Linked DNA regions of Homo sapiens: regions 1, 2, 3, 5, 6 and 7 are each linked to region 4. The links are chromatin contacts, found by Hi-C or POLR2A ChIA-PET in ENCODE. All regions are on one chromosome and are shown on one strand. The core of a region is the stretch at or near the end of the contact, and the rest is flanking DNA. Distances in the headings are between cores, read along the strand shown. Region 1 holds the start of JPT1 (Jupiter microtubule associated homolog 1). Region 2 overlaps GGA3 (golgi associated, gamma adaptin ear containing, ARF binding protein 3). Region 3 holds the start of NUP85 (nucleoporin 85). Region 4 holds the start of FDXR (ferredoxin reductase). Region 5 holds the start of SLC25A19 (solute carrier family 25 member 19). Region 6 overlaps GRB2 (growth factor receptor bound protein 2). Region 7 has its middle 17 kb from the start of CD300LB.

What was found. A loop is a pair of places that touch in the nucleus more often than their neighbours do. ChIA-PET counts read pairs that join two places held with the same protein, here RNA polymerase II (POLR2A). Pooled maps may share reads with other maps.
Region 1: a map of naive thymus-derived CD4-positive, alpha-beta T cell shows a loop between it and region 4 (17-fold over the local background). The contact joins the promoter of JPT1 here to the promoter of FDXR in region 4. A Hi-C loop is called at or near these places in 1 of 168 maps with a recorded cell type or tissue (naive thymus-derived CD4-positive, alpha-beta T cell), 4 of 37 single-sample maps with no recorded cell type and 13 of 50 pooled maps. POLR2A ChIA-PET finds 5 or more read pairs at or near these places in 3 of 52 experiments (HCT116, OCI-LY7 and activated B cell).
Region 2: a loop to region 4 is called in a pooled map, with 3 times the contacts of the local background. The contact joins the enhancer-like site here to the promoter of FDXR in region 4. A Hi-C loop is called at or near these places in 2 of 50 pooled maps. POLR2A ChIA-PET finds 5 or more read pairs at or near these places in 5 of 52 experiments (A549, B cell, HEK293 and 2 more).
Region 3: a loop to region 4 is called in a map of MCF 10A, with 18 times the contacts of the local background. The contact joins the promoter of NUP85 here to the promoter of FDXR in region 4. A Hi-C loop is called at or near these places in 1 of 168 maps with a recorded cell type or tissue (MCF 10A), 2 of 37 single-sample maps with no recorded cell type and 16 of 50 pooled maps. POLR2A ChIA-PET finds 5 or more read pairs at or near these places in 7 of 52 experiments (A549, HEK293, K562 and 4 more).
Region 5: a loop to region 4 is called in a map of CD4-positive, alpha-beta memory T cell, with 39 times the contacts of the local background. The contact joins the promoter of SLC25A19 here to the promoter of FDXR in region 4. A Hi-C loop is called at or near these places in 2 of 168 maps with a recorded cell type or tissue (CD4-positive, alpha-beta memory T cell and naive thymus-derived CD4-positive, alpha-beta T cell), 4 of 37 single-sample maps with no recorded cell type and 16 of 50 pooled maps. POLR2A ChIA-PET finds 5 or more read pairs at or near these places in 17 of 52 experiments (A549, CD4-positive, alpha-beta T cell, CD4-positive, alpha-beta memory T cell and 14 more).
Region 6: a loop to region 4 is called in a pooled map, with 4 times the contacts of the local background. The contact joins the enhancer-like site here to the promoter of FDXR in region 4. A Hi-C loop is called at or near these places in 1 of 37 single-sample maps with no recorded cell type and 3 of 50 pooled maps. POLR2A ChIA-PET finds 5 or more read pairs at or near these places in 1 of 52 experiments (activated B cell).
Region 7: a loop to region 4 is called in a pooled map, with 12 times the contacts of the local background. The contact joins the enhancer-like site here to the promoter of FDXR in region 4. A Hi-C loop is called at or near these places in 6 of 50 pooled maps. POLR2A ChIA-PET finds 5 or more read pairs at or near these places in 2 of 52 experiments (H1 and PC-9).

The regions. Positions count from the first base shown.
Region 1 is chr17:75,153,174-75,155,873 of GRCh38, reverse strand. JPT1 (Jupiter microtubule associated homolog 1) reads left to right here and starts at 1,362. Exons shown (of 5, transcript NM_016185.4): 1 at 1,362-1,532. The coding sequence starts at 1,477. RefSeq lists an enhancer at 279-874 and a silencer at 1,527-1,766.
Region 2 is chr17:75,237,441-75,240,140 of GRCh38, reverse strand. It overlaps GGA3 (golgi associated, gamma adaptin ear containing, ARF binding protein 3), which reads left to right. Exons shown (of 17, transcript NM_138619.4): 13 at 33-352; 14 at 570-766; 15 at 1,058-1,227; 16 at 1,379-1,489; 17 at 1,752-2,700. The coding sequence ends at 1,862. Among named protein-coding and RNA genes, the nearest start is that of GGA3, 23 kb to the left of the region's middle. Within about 2 kb of position 1,305, at least 7 of the 41 ENCODE cell types and tissues checked have a DNase peak (open chromatin) inside an H3K27ac peak, as active enhancers do.
Region 3 is chr17:75,204,383-75,207,184 of GRCh38, reverse strand. It overlaps NUP85 (nucleoporin 85), which reads right to left and starts at 1,506. Exons shown (of 19, transcript NM_024844.5): 1 at 1,391-1,506. The coding sequence starts at 1,423. RefSeq lists enhancers at 1,495-1,674, 833-1,766, 1,767-2,701.
Region 4 is chr17:74,871,518-74,874,322 of GRCh38, reverse strand. FDXR (ferredoxin reductase) reads left to right here and starts at 1,329. Exons shown (of 12, transcript NM_024417.5): 1 at 1,329-1,457; 2 at 2,190-2,287. The coding sequence starts at 1,379. RefSeq lists enhancers at 1-179, 800-1,029, 985-1,279, 1,077-1,977 and silencers at 1,190-1,419, 1,460-1,589.
Region 5 is chr17:75,288,041-75,290,740 of GRCh38, reverse strand. It overlaps SLC25A19 (solute carrier family 25 member 19), which reads left to right and starts at 1,308. Exons shown (of 8, transcript NM_001126121.2): 1 at 1,308-1,387; 2 at 2,150-2,239. RefSeq lists enhancers at 800-849, 890-939, 1,030-1,229, 1,662-2,163.
Region 6 is chr17:75,337,215-75,339,920 of GRCh38, reverse strand. All of the region lies in intron 2 of GRB2 (growth factor receptor bound protein 2), which reads left to right. It also overlaps the pseudogene RPL36AP7. Among named protein-coding and RNA genes, the nearest start is that of SLC25A19, 49 kb to the right of the region's middle. RefSeq lists enhancers at 822-991, 2,449-2,558. Within about 2 kb of position 1,365, at least 6 of the 41 ENCODE cell types and tissues checked have a DNase peak (open chromatin) inside an H3K27ac peak, as active enhancers do.
Region 7 is chr17:74,512,845-74,515,544 of GRCh38, reverse strand. No RefSeq gene overlaps it. Among named protein-coding and RNA genes, the nearest start is that of CD300LB, 17 kb to the left of the region's middle. Within about 2 kb of position 1,409, at least 4 of the 41 ENCODE cell types and tissues checked have a DNase peak (open chromatin) inside an H3K27ac peak, as active enhancers do.

The sequences.
Region 1 (2,700 bases), core at 113-2,612, 280 kb before region 4:
GTGAAACGCCGTCTCTACTAAAAATACAAAAATTAGTCAGGGGTGGTGGCGCACGCCTGTAGTTCCAGCTATTACGGAGGCTGAGGCAGGAGAATCGCTTGAACCTGGGAGGTGGAGGTTGCATTGAGCGCCATTGCACTCTAGCCTGGGTGACAAGAGCGAAACTCCACTTCAAAAACAAAAAAAAAAAAGAAAGGAAAAAAAGAAGGGAAGATTCTAACACAAACAAGTGGTGCGCTTCGTGCTGTTGTGGTAAGCACATAAATGCATCATCCGTGCTTTCTAGAACAGAACTTCTCACTGGCTTTTCATGAAAGCCCGGGGGGGGAGGGTGGTTAACCTAGACTGCCCAGAATACAAACTTCCAACTACCTGAAAGGTGGCTTTGCAAAGAGGAATGTGGTTCAATTATTATGGAAATATTGAGACAAGCAAAGACATCTGCCTTGAGGAAATATGCAAGACATGAGAAGGGCCTGCCCTCTTTTGCCCAAGGCTTTCCTATTATGATCTTGTAAACCATCATTCCTGAATCCTCCAAGTGTGTCTGCATTTGTCGCATGGATAGATTTACCCAGACAGGTGGAAGAGTCATGACTTAAGGGTTATAAACAGCTGCAGAGGCCTGAGCTGCTTCCATAGTCTTGGTAGCAGGGAATGAGTCCATTCCTGGTGCCAGGCATTAACCAGCCTTAGAATAGGCCCCCAAATAGGAGCGACTGTAATTTTGGTCCAGTACATGCACCACCCATTACAACTAAACAGTAACATTAAAATGTAAGGAATTTCCAGTCCTTTTAAAAGGGATCATCTTGGTGCGCTCTCTGTTGCTGACTCATTGTGCGGCTGCTTTGAGACTATTAGGTTTCTAAATGGGACACACAGTAGGTATTCAACAGATAAATGTCAACTTGTTGCAGTACTTTTCATCCTTTAAGGAGGATGCCCTTACTATCCCACCATCAGTAAAGCAAATGAGAGAACAGTAACAGTGACAAATCTCCCTTCTGCTTGCCGAGGTTGTAACTCCCCAAGAAAGAGCTTCCCCCTCTGTCAGGTAACGTTTTACAGTGACAGCCAGCACGACTTCCACCCAGCGCGAGGTAGATTCGCCTTCCGTCCAATCATCGCCGAGATTTTGGGGTGGGGGAGGGGAGAGAGTCCCAAGGCCTTCCCAGTCCAGGAAGGGGGCGGGCTTAGGCTGAGCCGTGGCCGCCACAGCCCATCGTAATGCCGCATGGTGCTTGGCACTCCAGAGAGCCAATAGGAATGAAAGAATTCATTTGAATCGGCCAATGCCGGCGGGTTAGGGGGCGGGGGTTGAAAACCCTATAAAGGCGTCGATCGGCCGGACAGGCGGCAGCGGCGGCTCCTGCAGCGGTGGTCGGCTGTTGGGTGTGGAGTTTCCCAGCGCCCCTCGGGTCCGACCCTTTGAGCGTTCTGCTCCGGCGCCAGCCTACCTCGCTCCTCGGCGCCATGACCACAACCACCACCTTCAAGGGAGTCGACCCCAACAGCAGGAATAGCTCCCGGTGAGGCGACCGGGTCGCGCCCGAGCCGCGCGGGGCTGAGGGGCTGGGAGGGCCGCTGCCGGCGGGGCCTCGCGCCGGTCGTTGCGGGTAACGAGCCCCGTGCGCTGTGCTCGCGCCGGGGCGGGTGGCGGGGTTCTGCCGTCGGCGCCGCCTTTGTGCCGCCTGGCGAGCCCTGCGCGCCGGCCCCACCCGGGTCCCTGCTGCTCTCCATTCATTCCTTCCACGGAGTCAGGGGCTGAGGAGGCCGGGGCTGGTCGCCCCTCGGAGCACGGCCGGTTTTCGTTAATCGGAACCTTCGGGGAGGGCTTCGCTTTCTCCTGTGTGCATCCCGGCTGGTGCATCCCCAGGGTGGTGGGCTTGGCCCCCCAGGTGCCCGGGGATCCTTTAGGGCCCCATGCATGGTCAGGTCCTATTGTCCCATTGATGGGCCACGCGCTCCTGTCTCTCCCCCGTGGCATGCGGTTGGTCTCGCTCTCGCGCGCAGCCATTGGATCCGGAGACCGGATCGATCAGGTCCGGCGGGCTCCTTACCCTCGCCGTGCCCCCACTCCTTATTCGGACCTACCTGACAGGTGCATGTGTGGTCGAGCGGGGCTGGTCATCGCGACCCTTCACCCCCCATTGAGGACCCAATCGTTCTTCCCCTCTTCGAAGTGCCTCCCCTCTTCCAAGTGTCTCCCCTTCCTAACAAAGGAAAGACCCCTTCTCCCCATCCCTGCGCTCATTTCTAAGGCGGGGGGCGGGGGCGGGCGCGGGGAACGAGCCAACCCGAGTGGGTTTTCTGCGCTTAAACCTTCGGACCGTGGCCTTTGCATCCTACCTTCGCTTCCTCCTTTGACGTTTGCCCAGTGAGTTCATCCCTGGCCCTGGTTCCCTTGCAGGAGGAGGTTTCTTGTTCTTGGGCGGGGCCGGAGACATCCATTGTCTCTAACGTGGTAGCGCTACCTGGGAAGCGGGGGATTTTTCTTGCCCTTCTTCCCACTGCTTTTTGGGCTTGGGGCACTGGGTACAGTGTTTGGACAGGAACCCTTTTCCAAGTCCTTGCTTAACTTACTTGGTGGAAGGGTTTGGATTCTGTGGAAGGTGTCCACATTGTCTCAGCTAATTGCACACTGTTCTTTAAGGTGGGTTACAGTTATGTCTGGGATCCTCTTCAAGGCTTGGAAGA
Region 2 (2,700 bases), core at 56-2,555, 370 kb before region 4:
CCTCGGCTCACCACCCTTTCTGTTGTTCATAGAGGGAACAGTCCGACCTGGACTTCTTCAGCCCCAGGCCGGGGACCGCTGCCTGTGGCGCCTCCGATGCTCCTCTGCTCCAGCCCTCAGCCCCCTCCTCAAGCAGCTCCCAAGCTCCACTGCCGCCTCCCTTCCCAGCTCCTGTGGTCCCAGCCAGTGTTCCTGCCCCCAGTGCGGGCTCCTCCTTGTTTTCTACTGGAGTGGCCCCAGCCTTGGCCCCAAAAGTTGAGCCCGCAGTCCCTGGGCACCATGGCTTGGCGTTGGGCAACAGCGCGCTGCACCACCTGGATGCCCTCGATCAGCTTCTAGAAGAGGCCAAAGTGTAATGAGTGGGAGGAGATGTGGGGTTGCTGAGGGTTGGGCCTGAATGTGTCAGAACCAGAGCTAACTTTGAAGGGGTGGGGGTGCCTTGTAGTCCCATCAGTCAGGCTGGAAGGCAAGGGGTGGGCCTGGGTAAGAGCATGGTCAGGGGCCTTGGGTGAGAGTCCTGCAGCTCTGGCTGGCTCTCTGACGTGCTTTCCATCCTTCCCACCTCCCAGGACCTCGGGCTTGGTGAAACCCACTACCTCCCCTCTCATCCCCACCACCACCCCAGCCAGGCCCCTCCTGCCCTTCTCCACGGGGCCCGGCAGCCCGCTCTTCCAGCCACTGAGTTTCCAGTCCCAGGGCAGCCCCCCGAAGGGGCCTGAGCTCTCCCTGGCCAGCATCCACGTGCCCCTGGAATCGATCAAGCCTAGTAGGTGTTGGAGGATTGAGGTGGGTGGGGCGGTGGGGCCTATAGCCACGGAGCTGTAGGACATGCGACAGGGATGGATCCAGGCACTCTTTGCAGGGGGTCCCTTAAAGCCAGGCAGGCCTCCCTGCCTGCATTCTCAGTCTTAAGCTCCTCACTGAGCGCCTCTCCCAGATTCCGTTAGGAAGCACTGGACTCATCATGACCACGGAGTAGCCCTTTTCTCCTCACCGCCGGGGCTCTGTTGGGTGTCTCTGGTGCTGCTCCTCCCACACTCACGTCACGTTCTTACAGGCAGTGCCCTTCCTGTGACAGCCTACGATAAAAACGGCTTCCGCATCCTCTTCCACTTTGCCAAGGAGTGTCCCCCAGGACGACCTGACGTGCTGGTGGTGGTGGTGTCCATGCTGAACACGGCTCCCTTACCTGTCAAGAGCATCGTGCTGCAGGCTGCAGTGCCCAAGGTACCAGTGTCTCCCTGGGGCCAAAACGGCCTTATCTTGACCCTGTTGTGTAGAGGCCTTTGCAGCCAGCAGGTGGCAGTGTGTGTGTGCACTGCAGGTTCCATCTGGGGGCACCTACCAGTTCTCTTCAAAGGAGTTTCTCTCTCTTTAGTCAATGAAAGTGAAGTTGCAGCCACCTTCTGGGACAGAACTCTCTCCATTTAGCCCCATCCAGCCACCTGCAGCCATCACCCAGGTCATGTTGCTGGCCAATCCACTGAAGGTGAGCAGCAAAGAACCCAGGGGTCCCAGCCTGAGGCCCCAGCTGCCCCAGATTAGGACGTCAGGCCCACCACCTCCCAGCTGGAAGTGTTTTGACTGTAGGATTGACACATCCCTTTGCTGCCTTAGGTTAAGTGTCTGAGCATGGTTGGGGGTTGCGGGGAAAAGGGACCATTCCTCTAGCACAGAGAGGGTAGCAGAATAGAGGGCGTCCTGCCAAGGGGCCGCCTGGGCTGGATCTCACTTGCTGCCCTCTGTCACAGGAGAAGGTGCGGCTTCGGTATAAGCTGACCTTCGCCCTGGGGGAGCAGCTGAGCACAGAGGTGGGCGAGGTGGACCAGTTCCCTCCTGTGGAACAGTGGGGGAACCTATGACCCCAGAGGACGCTGTGATCTCCACCTTGAAGCCAGGCAGGCTGCCCTGAGACGAGGAGGGCTCTGGTCCCGTCACTCTCCATGCCCTGACAACAGTGCTTGTAGCTTTGATGTGGAACAGGGGCCCTGGGCATTTCTGCTGAGAACCAAACTGCTGCTGTGATAACCTCTCCTTTGGCCCCTAAAAGGACCTGTTTTTATCTACCTGTGTGACTTGAAGTGGCCATATGCTGTCAGGGGTGCGGAGTGGCCCCTGACTTCACTGCTGTCCCGGGAACATGGACCCCCAGGCTTGGCGTAGGTGTTTGCTTCCTTCTACTGGCATTCACTGAAGCCACTGGGGTGGGGGGTGGGGGGTGGGAGTCTCTAAAGAGAGACTGTCATGGGTCATTCCCCACAAGAGCCACATCCTCACACCTGACAGATGCACGGCCCAAGGGGCTGCAGCCCTGTTGCAATTCCATGCTTCCCCCGCCAACCAGCTCCTGCTGCCATCCCCAGGGAGGTGGCCCAGGAAGGTGCCTGGCCCAGAATAAGGAACTGGCATACTGCAAAGTCCCCAGCCCTGCCTCTGGTGGACAGCATCGTCCTGGAATGGCCACGGAGTGATGAGTTGTGTGCTTGTCCCTGGCAGTGGCAGGCTGTGTCCTATGGACATCTTGGCAGGACATGGAATTTGGCCTCATGACAGGCCCAACTAGGGATAGGAAGGAAAATGAAGAGAGCCAGTATTTCCCCTTCTCCAGAAGCAGGTACTCAGCTTTCTGGGAAAAGCGTGCCTCCAGCCGTGGGGACAGGCCATCCTACTGACTACCTCTTGCTTGGCATGAAATAAACT
Region 3 (2,802 bases), core at 257-2,756, 330 kb before region 4:
AAGGCCACATATCTCCCCAGAGAGCTTCCCTCACAAATTGCTCACAAGGAAATTCCTTGTGAGCCTCTAAAATTTTCAGGATACACATCGCCCCTATAAACTAGTCCTAAAATCAAGATCTGTTGATTCTGACAATGTCAACTACCAGCTTATCTTCACAAGTAAAAGACCAGAAATCGGCCGGGTGCGGTGGCTCACGCCTGTAATCCCAGCACTTTGGGAGGCCGAGGTGGGCGGATCACGAGGTCAGGAGATTGAGACCATCCTGGCCAACACGGTGAAACCCCGTCTCTACTAAAAATACAAAAAAGTACAAAAAATTAGCCGGGCGTGGTGGCGGGCACCTGTAGTCCCAGCTACTCAGGAGGCTGAGGCAGGAGAATGGTGTGAACCCGGGAGGCGGAGGTTACAGTGAGCCGAGACCGCGCCACTGCACTCCAGCCTGGGAGACAGAGCGAGACTCCGTCTAAAAAATAACAGTAATAATAACCATAATCCCTCTACCTACCCTGAGATGAATGCATACATAAAATTTTCCTCTGCTCCCTCTTTTCACAGGTAAAATGCAGATTTACTGAGGCTAATCACCGACTCACAAGAATGTAATCATTTGCCTCCTCACTGCCTAACCTCCCTTTTTTGCCCCTCCTGCTAGCTCCTTCCTCTTTAACTAGTGATGTTCCCAAAACCATCTTTGGAAAAAGCACAGGTCTCAGATCCTCCTGTGACCTGTGCTTTTTCCCGGTTGGATCCTCAACCTTAGCTAATTAAACCTTTATCGGTTGAGACCTGCCTCAGTCACTTCTGGTTAACAAGAGGGAAAACAAGAGCAATCCAACTAGCAGAAACGGTAGGTATCTCGTACATAAAGCGCGTGAATTTTTTTTATACACATCACAGATCATCCACAGTTGACATACTGTCTTCAAAGTTCAAATGGAATTGAATGCACAGCGATAAAACAGGAATAGTCTCCTGAGATAATACGTTGAATAAACCTTAGGCCACACAGGCAGAAGCTCAATGTGCCGCGATGCAGAGCTTAATACGGCTGGAATAAAAATATAAATTCCTCTGCTTGGGCTGAACCCACTCTAATGCCCAAGAGGAAAAGCAAGGGAAGTAAAAAGGCCAGGAACACAAAGGAAGGAAAGGGACGGAGTGGGACCTTCGAGGCCGGGGTTTGTGACTGGTGGCAGAAACCCCGCGACCACTGCGACCCTAGGGCGGGCACCTCGTTAACACTGCGACCTCCGGAAAAGTGGCAACTGAGTCGAGGGAAGGGGACGAGCGCCTCGCGACCACTAGGGAAGCAGACAAGCCTGAAGTAACTAAGCAGACGCAGTTCTCAACCCGCAAGGACGAGCAAGCCTGTTCGGGGTACCCTTACAGTGACTGTTGGCTCGCCATCGAGCTCCTCCATAGCGCCGAACCCCAGGCTCCTAGAAGTCGCTCGGACGCCAATGCTTCCCGCTCAGGCCTCCCGCTCAGAGCTGGCTGCGAGACAAGACTCCGCCTGGGCGTCTCCTGCAGCGCCTGCAAGCCCAAACCCTCAGTGCTGCGGCGCTGTCTCCTCTCAGCCACGGCCACCCCTCTGCGGTCCTCTGCACGCGTCCTTCCTTCCTGGCGTCGACAGCAAATCAGGGAAAACAGCGCCGAGGACTGACTGCACTCAGAGTACCGCGCTAACAGGATCAGGCGGCGCCGGGGACACCCTGGTGCCGAGCGGAGAAAAGGCCCCCGGAGACGGCGGGAGGGGCAGGAGGACCCCGGGGCTGGAGACGGTGCGAATGCGCGTGCGTAGGCTGGGGCGGCGGCACTTGGGTGGGAACTCGTGCGGGATTTAGGTCCCAGTAAGCGTACAACGTCTCCCAACTCTGGGAGTCCTCGCTACATCCCGGTCTCCACCTTAGTGTCGTCGCAGCCACTTGTCCAAACCCCGACAGTCAAACGGGCTTGTGCTGGAAAGCAATCGCCTCCACTTCCACACTAGAACACACACAAGAGGCACGGGAACAAAATCGATACCCCTGAAGGCCCGGCGCTGTGGCTCAAGCCTCTAATCCCAACACTTTGGCAGCCCAAGGTGGGTGGATCACTGGAGTTCAGGAGTTCAAGACCAGTCTGGCCAATATGATGAAACCTCGTCTCTACTAAAAATATAAAAAATTAGACGGGCGTGGTGGCGGACACCTGTAATTCCAGCTACTCGGAAGGCTGAGGCAAGAGAATTGTTCCAACCCGGGAGGTGGAGGTTGCATTGAGCCAAGATCGCACCACTGCACTCCAGCCTGGGAGACAGAGCGAGACTCCGTCTCAAAAAAAAAAAAAAAAATTAGCTGTGCTTGGTAGCGCGCGCCTGTAATCCCAGCACTCCGGGACGCCGAGGTGGTTGGATCACCTGAGGTCAGGAGTTCAAGACCAGCCTGGACAACATGGCGAAACCCCGTCTCTACTGAAAATACAAAAATTAGCCGGGAGTGGTGGCGGACACCTGTAATCCCAGCTACTCGTAAGGCTGAGGCAGGAGAATTGTTCCAACCCGGGAGGCGGAGGTTGCAGTGAGCCAAGATCGCGCCACTGCACTCCATCCTGGGCGACAGACGGAGACTCCGTCTCAAAAAAAAAAAAATTATTTTGCTGAGTCTCAAAAAAAAATTATTTTGCTCTTTTTCTCTTAATAAGTTTCCGTTATACCTCAAGTTGGAGTTATCGCCTGTGTAATTGAAAACTTTTCCAGAGTTAAATACAGTTTGAGAGTTAACCACTCTAGAGAGAGGAAGGGGAAAAGAGAGGGGAAGG
Region 4 (2,805 bases), core at 80-2,579:
TATAGTTTGCCTACTCCTGGTCTAGTGGGACAGGCATAAAACACAGTGACCTATTAGAAAGCAGACAGCATTTACTTACCAGTGGGAGGGAGGGGAAGTGACCAGTAAGGGCACAGAGGACTCCTGGGATACTGGCCATGTTTTATTTCTTGATCTGGGTGGTGGTTATATGGTTACACCTTGTGATATATTGTCAAGTTGTACACTCATGATTTGTGCACTTTTCTGTATGTTATTATTGAATTTAAAATCTCATTAAAAACGACAACCAGTGTAGTAAGTCATGATGGGATAAGGTCAGATGCTGTGGAATGAGAGGCCTTTAACTCCTTGGAACTTGGGAGGGGACGGGTCAGAGAAAAGGCTTCTCCAAGGAAGTAATATTTGACAAGAGGGCCCATGGGGAAAAGGAAGAGGGGTTAGGCTTATTGGGTCAGCTGTGACTACGGATCCTGTCCTTATTTTTAAAAACATTTTGATCATAGACTTTTTGCATTACTTTTGACCTTTTAAAACGTTGCAGTATTATATTTATCTTGATTACTGAGTGTTTTGGAGCCCCCTTAAATTCTGAACCCGAGGGGAGTACCTCAACTCTGGTCCCGGCTCGGCTGCACGGGGGTCGGACGCTCTGTCCTTAGTACCATACGTAAGCCACTGCCCCGCCCCGCTTTTCTTCACCTATGTAATGGGAAAGGAGGTGAGGTGGGACGAGCTTTCCAGGGTTTAATATTCTCCCTGGCCCGGCAAAGACGGGGATTTGAGGGGTTACATCGGCACAACACCCGGGGTCGAAGAAGGAGGCTGCTGGGCTCCGGGAAGGAGCTCCCTCGCCCCAGACTTCCGCACTCTGGTTATTTCCCAACGGCGGGAAGGCTCGCTTGGAGCCGGACTCGTGATTGGCTAGGACGAAGTCACGTGGGAGGATTCGCAATCAAATGGCAAGGGCGTCTGCGTCATCAGTGAGCGACGAGAGCCTCCCGAGAGGGGCGCGGCTAAGTAAAATAAGCTCCTTTCTTAGTGGCTGTTTCCTTGGGGAGGGACTGAAACAGCGATGGGGATTCGCTCTCTTCCAACCCTAGGCTTCCGGGATTTGGAGGGAAGGTGAGGCCTGGGGAGAAATGTATTAAATCGCGTATACCCCGGATGCTCCGAGGGGCGGGGCTTCGACGGTGGGGCGTAGTTAAGGGCGGGTCTCTCTTTTGGGGGCGGGATTCTCTCGGGAGTCGGGGTGGAGCCGCAAGGCTCCGCTTTCCCGGAGCGCAGGGGGCGGGGTTTGGGGCGGGGCCTCGCTTGTGGGCGGGCCCGGGCAGGAGCGGGCTTGCCCTGCGGAGCAGTAGCTAGGAACAGATCCACTTGCAGGTTGCTGCTCCCAGCCATGGCTTCGCGCTGCTGGCGCTGGTGGGGCTGGTCGGCGTGGCCTCGGACCCGGCTGCCTCCCGCCGGGAGCACCCCGAGTAGGAGCAGGGCGCCTTTGGGGCTGGATGGGAGCGCGGGGAGGCCTGCGAGCGCTGAGTAGGGGTCGGAGCAGAGCTGGGGCAGGGCTGGAGAAGGGTGAGACTGAAGGGGTGTCTTCCTGCTGGCGAGATCCCGGTGGTGTACGGGGGTGGGCGGAGATCTGTGCGTGAGATGTGAGGCTTCTAGGGTTAGAGACGGAGGTCAACAAAGGTGAAAAGGAGAGACTTTGAGATCTACAGGTGTGAGACGGGGTGAATGGAGGATGATACGGAGGTCTGTGGGGCGAGAGGAAAGTCTGAGTCGAAACAGGGATCTGTAGGAATAAGACGGGTCTATATGGGCAATATAGCGTTTTGTGGAGAGAGAGAGGGGTTAGAGGAGGGACACCGTGGGGAGACCCACGGGGGCGAGATTGGGATGATATGGAGGCCGTTGGAAGGATGTGGGATTCTAGCCGATTGGATAGGGAATGAAGTGTTGTTGGGCAGGCCATTGGCAGTGGTGTAGTAGGTTCATGGGTGAGATGTGGGCTCTGGATGAACCCACAGCCTTTGGGGGTTCAGATGAAGTAAGAGACCCTGCAAATGCCAAAGCCTTGAGGAACAAGAGAAGGAGGATGCAGGTGAGGGTGAAGCTTGGGAAGTTCCAGCTTCTGTTGGATATTCAGGTTGGTTTGGGACTGGGGAGAGAAGTTAATTTTGACCTTTTCCCTCTCCTCTGCCTGGCCCCAGGCTTCTGCCACCATTTCTCCACACAGGAGAAGACCCCCCAGATCTGTGTGGTGGGCAGTGGCCCAGCTGGCTTCTACACGGCCCAACACCTGCTAAAGGTAAGCCACTTACTCATAGTCCATCATTCACCTGCTGCTCCAGTCCTAAGGGCAAGCCTCACCCGCTTTGGGTTTTAAGAGCACTCCTGGTTGCCTTATGGGGAAGGGGCTCCCAGCCATCTGGCCTGGACACTTCCCACTTGCTTCCTCACCTACACCTGAGGCTCCCCTCCCCTCCCGTCCTCAGTGTGACAGGGGTGTAAAACGCACATTGGTGGTGAGTGGTCAGTGGCAGGTGGTCAGCTTTGCCTCCCTGGCCAAGCACTCCAGGGGGCTTATGTAGACCTGCAAAATGACTTTGTCCTCCTTCATCTTCCCTCCTCTCTCGTCTATCTTCACTCTATCCCAAACATCCTACATCTCGAGGCTACCCACCTCCTCCGCTTTCTGTAACTTTACCTGCCTTGCCATGCCCTCCTCACCCATAGCTCCAGTCCTCCGTGCCATTCTGTTCTTTCAGCCTGCCCTCTGCCCCTCCCCCTTCCCCTGTGAAGGCCAGGATCTCAAGGCTTTCAGTG
Region 5 (2,700 bases), core at 59-2,558, 420 kb before region 4:
AAAAAAAAAAAGTTTGAGACCAGACTGACCAACATGGCAAAACCCCATCTCTACTAAAGATACAAAAAATTAGCTGGGCATAGTGGTGCACGCGTGTAATCCCAGCTACTCGGGAGGCTGAGGCAGGAGAATCGTGTGAACCCCAGAGGCAAAGGTTGCAGTGAGCTGAAATAGCACCATTGCACTCCAGCCTGGGCGACAAGAGCAAAACTGTCTCAAAAAAAAAAAAAAAAAAAAAAAAAAAAAAAAAAAAAAAAAAAGAAGAACATTTCTTTCTTTCAGAAAAGTGTAAACACTAATTCATATTTGATATTAAAAGTTTTTTTGGGGGGTCGGAGTGACAGTTTTGTGTGTGTGTGAAGCATAATGTATACGTATTAAAAAGGGAATGCTTGTCCTTTAAAGACACATACTGAAATATTTACTGGTGAAAACACGTGATGGTATTTACTTCAGAATAACGCTGGGCAGCGCGTGCGAGGTAGGTGCAGAAATAGAGGAAACAAGATTGCCCCATGAGTCGCGTAACTGCTGAGGTCGGAGAGCGACTCTACGCGGCTTCATCGGGTTATTCCACTTCTGTGTATCTTGAAATTTTCTACAATAAAAATGTCTTAAAATTGTGCGTCAAAATGATAACACGAATATAAAAATGCAATTAAAAAGTCAGGAGGCAATACTGTCGCGCAAAACCGTGACGCTAGTTGTGTGCGGGCGGTAGGATGAGTCATTTCCTCCTTCCTTTCTATATTTTCTGTCTATATACTTTTAATATTACTTTTATAATGAGAAATACTAAAACTCGGGGTGAGAGGGGGGGACACTCGTGTTTTTGCCTTCCCCGTCCCCGAGGGGACTGTTCTCATCTATTCTCTTCCCGACGTCCTCCAGCTTTTTGCTAGGCTTCCTGCCATCTTTACCAAGTTGAGATTATCCGGGTTCTGGCATTAACAGAGTTTGAGGAAAGCGGGTCAAGTCTACCGCGCCCTAACCTTGGACCCCGCCTGCAGGCTGACTTTCGAGTCACACGCCAGAGCACGGCGACCCCTAAGGTCGCAGCCCGGCTTCGCAAGGCACCTCCTTCTAACGCGTCGGTCGAACTCGCGCGCCCGCGAGCAGCCGGACTACATCTCCCAGGAAGCTGTGCGCCGTCCAGCTGTCCTGCCCTTGGTCGCGAAGGACTACATTACCCGGTGATATCTTGCGGGAGGCGGTTGCCAGACCTCAAGCGCACAACCATTGGTCCAGCGTCTGGCGGGGAGCTGCACGGTGATTGGCCCAGGAGCCCGCCAGTTTCGTCCGAGCTCAGTAGAGTTTTGCTGTTAAGACTGCGCGAGGAGCTAGAGAGAGCGGAGAGCGCTGAGCCGGGCCGCACCCGCCGAGCCGTGTGAGTAACCTCTACCTCCGTCCTTCTCGCCGCCCTCTCGGGGACCAGCACCCTCGCTCCTCAGGGTGGTCGGGAGGGAGCACACGCACCCGGGCGCTCACGAGAGGGCGGGGACTGTGTACACACGTGTCACACCAGACCAGAGAAGCATCTCCAGGGACACCGGCGGCCGAGCCCCGCGCACGCCCTTGAGCACCTGAGCTCCAGGGCGTCCCCTCGGACTCAAGGAGAAAAAACACACCCCGAGGCACACGTGGACACCTAGGTACCCACACGGGGACCTCTGCAGATTTGCTCAGCTGAGCCCTTGGGCACATGGGCACCCGAACACCAGGAAGAGCCTGGTATGCTCCGGTCTCCTGACAGCGATCCAGGACACCTGCCACTCGGGCTTGCTCCTCCTTTCTGCCCAGATGGGCGGGAAACACGCTGCTCAGTGTGACCTGAGCGGTCCCTGGGTAACCCCTGGAGAGGTTTTGCCTCTCAGTCGCTTGCCGCGTGTTTAAACTTCCTCATGGGCGCCTGGGGAGGAGTTCCAGGGTGGGTGAGAGGAGAAAAGGAATTGATGTCTGGGGTGGAGGCTGCCATCCTGTAGGTAGTATCTCCCCTCCTCCCCCACCCCCACCCCCACTACTACAAGTATTCAAGAACTAGGGTAATTCTGAAGGCTAGTTTTAGGGATTTTTTTTTTTTTTTTTTGCCATAACAAATTCAAACAGTATAGAATTATCGACAGGTCTACCTTCCTTTTTCCCTTCTCAGCCCTTCTCCCTGTGATCAGTTACCAACTACCTGTTGATGTGTGTGGTTACAGACTTCTTTCTATGCTTTGTACAACTCTACAGACCGTATGTAGGTATTACTGTTTTTGTTTTTTGTTTTTACAAAAAAGGAAAAAAGTACATCTCCTGGAAGGGATGCTTTTTAGCTGAGCTCTGGTGGATGAGAGGAGCTAGCCTTGAAAAAGTGAGTAGGGGCTGAGAGTGGGGCTGTATTTCAGACGTAGGGAACTGGAGGAGTAGAGGCAAGGCAATTGATAGGAGTGCTCCCCGAGTTTTCCAGGAACTGGGCAGAAGCAGTCAGACCACTCTGGTTAAATGAGGGAAGGGGAAGAGTGGTCCAGAGTGAGGCTGAAGAGGTCAGTAGGTCTGAGTCAGGGGAGCCCAGGAGCGTCATTTTCTTTTTTGTTTTGTTTTGTTTTTTTGTTTTTGAGACGGAGTCTCACTCTGTAGCCCAGGCTGGAGTGCAATGGCGTGATTTCAGCTCACTGCAACCTCTGCCTCCCAGGCTCACGTGATTCTCCCTCCTCAGCC
Region 6 (2,706 bases), core at 116-2,615, 470 kb before region 4:
GCCGTGGCTAACGCCTGTAATCCCAGCACTTTGGGAGGCCAAGGCGGGTGGATCGCCTGAGGTCAGTAGTTCAAGACCACCCTGGCCAACATGGCGAAACTCCATCTCTACTAAAAATACAAAACAATTAGCCAGGTGTGGTGGCAGACGCCTGTAATCCCAGCTACTTGGGAGGCTGAGGCATGAGAATCACTTGAACCCAGGAGGCAGAGGTGGCAGTGAGCTGAGATGGCGCCATTGCACTCCAGCCTGGGTAACAAGAGTGAAAACTGAAGCTGTCTCAAAAAAAAAAAAAAAGAAAGAAAGAAAAAGGAAAATGTATATATCATTATAGGTCAGTGAACTTTCACAAACAGAACACACCCAGGTCAGGAAATGTGAGATAAACAGCACCTCTAGAGTTCCTTCATGTCCCCTTCCATTGACTTGTACATATATATATATATTTTGAAGTAAACATAAACTCTTGGGAGGCCGAGGTGGGTGGATCAGGGGGTCAAGTGATCGAGACCATCCTGGCCAACATAGTGAAACCCCCTCTCTACTAAAAATACAAAAAAATAGCCGGGCGTGGTGGCGGGCGCCTGTAGTCCCAGCTACTCAGGAGGCTGAGGCAGGAGAATGGCGTGAACCCAGGAGGCGGAGCTTGCAGTGAGCCGAGATCGTGCCACTGCACTCCAGCCTGGGCAACAGAGCAAGACTCTGTCTCAAAAAAAAAAAAAAAACATAAACTCAGGATTTTATTGTCTTCATAATAAAACAAAAGATGACACTTAGAACTGGATCACTTGGCCCTTTCTCTTCTTATCTCCTCCCAGTTCAAAATGCTTGCATCTTTTAATAGCCAGCATTCTCTTAGATCTGCAGTTGGGCTCAACGCACTCAAGCCTTAGCACAGTCTTCTTTGTGGTTTCAGCCTTTTTCCGGAAAATCGACTTAGTCTGCCCACCATAGCCACTCTGCTTCCTGTCATAACGCCGCTTTCCCTGGGCATACAGAGAATCCTTTCCCTTCTTGTACTGTGTCACTTTGTGGGGTTGATGCTTGCCACACTTCTTAGAGAAAGTCCAGTGAATTTTAGGAAAGTTGACCATTTGCGTGAGTGCTATCAGCACAGAAAGGACTTGTATATTTTTAATTCTTCTGTGTAAAGCTCACCTCATTCCTCATCTCTTAAATTTCTTCCTGATTTGGGCTCTTAACATTATTTTCAGTCTCTTTGCAAAAAAAAACCAAAAAACAAAAAGAACTGTCTTCACTGAAACTTGTCTCTTCCTCCTCTTATAATCTCATCTCTTGATCAATCTGCTTCCGTTAAACCAAAGTGTCGTGTGGCTACAAAGTCATAACTCGAGGGAATATGGGGGTTGGAATAGAAAATGCAGCTGTGGGGTAATAGCTAAAAACATTCCTTGGAGATTTTAAAGCTGAAGGAAACTTTTTGTGAGCTCACCCGTGGATTTGTGCAGAGGGAGTGAATAAGCAAGTGAAGACACAGTGATGGGAGCAGCTTGCTCATGCTCAGGAGTCTGACTAGGCCTTTAAAAATTATTTGTGGCCGGGCACGGTGGCTCATGCCTGTAATCCCAGCACTTTGGGAGGCCAAGGTGGGCAGATCACCTGAGGCCAGGAGTTCGAGACCAGCCTGGCCAACATGGTGAAACCCCGTCTCTATGAAAAATACAAAAATTAGCTGAGCATGGTGACAGGCGCCTGTAATCCTAGCTACTCAGGAGGCCAAGGCAGGCAAATCACCTGAGGTCAGAGGTTCAAGACCAGCCTGACCAATATGGTGAAACCCCATCTCTGCTAAAAATACAAAAATTAGCCAGGCGTGGTGGCGGGTGCCTGTAATCCCAGCTACTCGAGAGGCTGAGGCAGAGAATCACTTGAACCTGGGAGGCGGAGGTTGCAGTGAGCCGAGATTGTGCCACTGCACTCCAGCCTGGGCAACAGAGTGAGACTCTGTCTCAATAAATAATAATAATAATAATAATAATAATAATAATAATAATAATAGTAGTAGTAGTAGTAGTAGTAGTAGTAGTAATAGTAGGCCGGGCGCAGTGGCTCACGCCTATAATCCCAGCACTTTTGGAGGCCGAGGCAGGCGGATCACGAGGTCAGATCAAGACCGTCCTGGCTAACACAGTGAAACCCGTCTCTACTAAAAATATAAAAAATTAGCTGGGCGTGGTTGCAGACGCCTGTAGTCCCAGCTACTCGGGAGGCTGAGGCAGGAGAATGGCCTGAACCTAGGAGGCGGACCTTGCAGTGAGCCGAGATTGTGCCACTGCACTCCAGCCTGGGCGACAGAGCGAGACTCCATCTCAAAAAAAAAAAAAAAATAGTAACAGTAATAAAATAAAAATTATTTGTGAAGGATGTGAGCTTTCACCTAAAGCCACAGCAAATGAAACAATCTTTGTAGGTGCAGCCTCATCCTCAGATGCTTCTGGTCTCTGCCACCTCGAGCTCTTCAACATTCATTTGTGTTCTTTGCTGTTTTGTTTTCTTTTTCTTTCTTTTTTTTTTTTAACCCGACACTTCAGTAGCTGTTTTGTATACTTAAACATTTGAATAAAACTTAATTTTTAAGCATCTAATTACATCACTCCAGTTTCAGGGCTTGTGTGTGCAAGCTCCCAGTGCAGGTGGAGCAGTTGGGTTGAAAGGCCTGGTCTCTGGCTCAGGGTTGCAGCTGCA
Region 7 (2,700 bases), core at 160-2,659, 360 kb after region 4:
GGGGCCACAGGCCTGAGAGCAGGAAGCTGCAGAATTCTCCAAGGCACTGCTCAGGGTCCCCAGTCCAGAGGTCTCCTGTGTGTGGATATAGAATCTAGTGTGACCCTTTGACAGAGACGCCTCGTTGAGCCTTTGTGTCAGAGACACCACTTTTCATCCATTAATGATCGGCCATTTATCATGATGCAAGAGGAGAAAGAGAAAACAGGGGGTTCCAGCAAGGCCAGAGCAGCCAGAGATGGTGAACGATGTCACCCAACATCTGGCTCCCAAGTTTATGGAGGAAGAAGGGGATGTTTTGTGTCTTCTGGGGTTTCCTTTGGTAATGTGTCCCTGTGGTGGCCCTTGGTGTGCTATGATGAGCCACCTGCAGCAGTCAGCACTAGGAAGCCCCAGTAGAGATTGTGTTACCAGCGTGGCAGAGAACTCACAGCCTCTCCCCTGCTTGGTGAACAGGTGCTCCCCCTGGAATCATATGACATCAATCACCCATCACATGATCACCCATGATGTGACATCACCCATCACATGATTGCCCATCACGTGATGTCGCCCATCACGTGATATTGCCCATCACATGACATCACCCATCATATGATCGCCCATCACGTGATGTCGCCCATCATGTGATATCACCCATCACGTGACATCACCCATCACATGATCACCCATCACATGACATCACCTATCACATGACCACCCCCGCATGACATCACCCATTACATGATATCACCCATCACATGACCACCCATCACATGACATCACCTGTCACATGATCACCATCACATCACCCATCACATGATTGCCCATCACATCACCCATCACATGACATCACCCATCACATGACCACCCATTACATGACAGCACCCATCACATGATCACCCATCACATGACATCCCTGTCACATGACATCACTCATCACATGATCACCTATCACATGACATCACCCATCACATGACATCACTCATCACATGATCACCCATCACATGACATCACCTGTCACATGACCACATGTCACATGGCATCACCCATCACATGACATCACCCATCACATGATCACCTGTCACATGATCACCTGTCACATGACATCACCCATGATATGACATCACCCATCACATGATCACTTGTCACATGATCACCCATCACATGACATCACCCATCACATGACATCACCCATCACATGATCGTCGATCACATGACATCACCTATCACATGACCACCCCCACATGACATCACCCATTACATATCACCCATCACATGACCACCCATCACATGACATCACCTGTCACATGATCACCCATCACATGACATCGCCCATCCCATCACCCATCACATGACATCACCCATCACATGACCACTCATCACAGGATCACCTTGTCACATGACCACCTGTCACATGGCATCACCCATCACATGACATAACCCATCACATGGCATCACCCATCACATGACATCACCCATCACATGACATCATGCATCACATGACATCACCCATCACATGACATCACACATCACATGACATCACCCATCACATGACATCACCCATCACATGACATCACCCATCACATGACATCAATGTCCCATAGATAAGCAGAACACTAAATTGATTCTGTAGAGTGAATATGGGATGGAAAAATCCAACTCTAATCATACCCTACTCACCAAGCAGGAAAGACATGCATAAGCTTCACCTGAAAGTCTTATTTTAGGGCATTGTTGTGTAATCCCAGCATTTTGGGAGGCTGAGGCAGGATGTTTGCTTGAGCCCAGGAATTTGAGACCAGCCTGTACTGGCAAGACCCCCCATCTCTATAAAACATTTAAAATAATAAATAAATAAATAAATAAATAAATAAATAAAAACAAAGGCTGTGATTCCAGGAGCAGAATATTTGGTAATGGAACATAAAGAAAGACAAAGGCCAGGCAGGCCATTCGAGGCATCAGTTCAAGTCCATGCCCATGAGCTGCCTCCTGCCTGCTCAGGCAACCTCCCAGGCAGCTGAAATCAGAAAAACAGATGAGGGTCACAAGCATTCAGCTTCCTGGAAAGGAGTGTCCCCAAAATAAATCACTTGAGTTATTGTAGGGTCTCAGTCTCTCTTCTTGTCTGGATGGTGGTCGGGTTCTAGATTTGCAGGAATGAGGACCAGACCCAGGTAAATTCACCAAAGTCGTATCCCAAGAGGAGATCTCCCAACCATGGCCTTTGCATCGTTTAACTCATCAACCTCAGAAGCACTGGGGGGATTGACCCAACCACATGAAACCAGGTTTCCATGGCCCATTTTAGAAGGTAGAATCATCCCCAGGGGCACAGGTAACATATGTCCATCTGCTGGGCCCCAAGCCCAGCACATTCTCCTTAACTCCCACCTCAATGTCACCACTTCATGTCCTCATTAAATCCCACAAGAGGGAGGTCAGAAAGAAGTTCTGAACTTTTTCTGACCTCCCTGCAGTGGGATGAATTTGAGACTCAACACAGGCAGTCGGGGGAGGGAAGAGGAACTTATATCATGAGTTGATAACAGCACTGCGTGACTTGTGCACTCGCCGCATTTTAAAGGCTGGCAGTACCCCATTTTCACAATGTCCATCTCATCTGTCCTCCCTGACAGCTCAGGGTGGTAGGCCAGGCTATTCTTGAGTCCACACTGGACAAGGCTGTAAATAGACTTGAGTCACCTTATTTGAGCT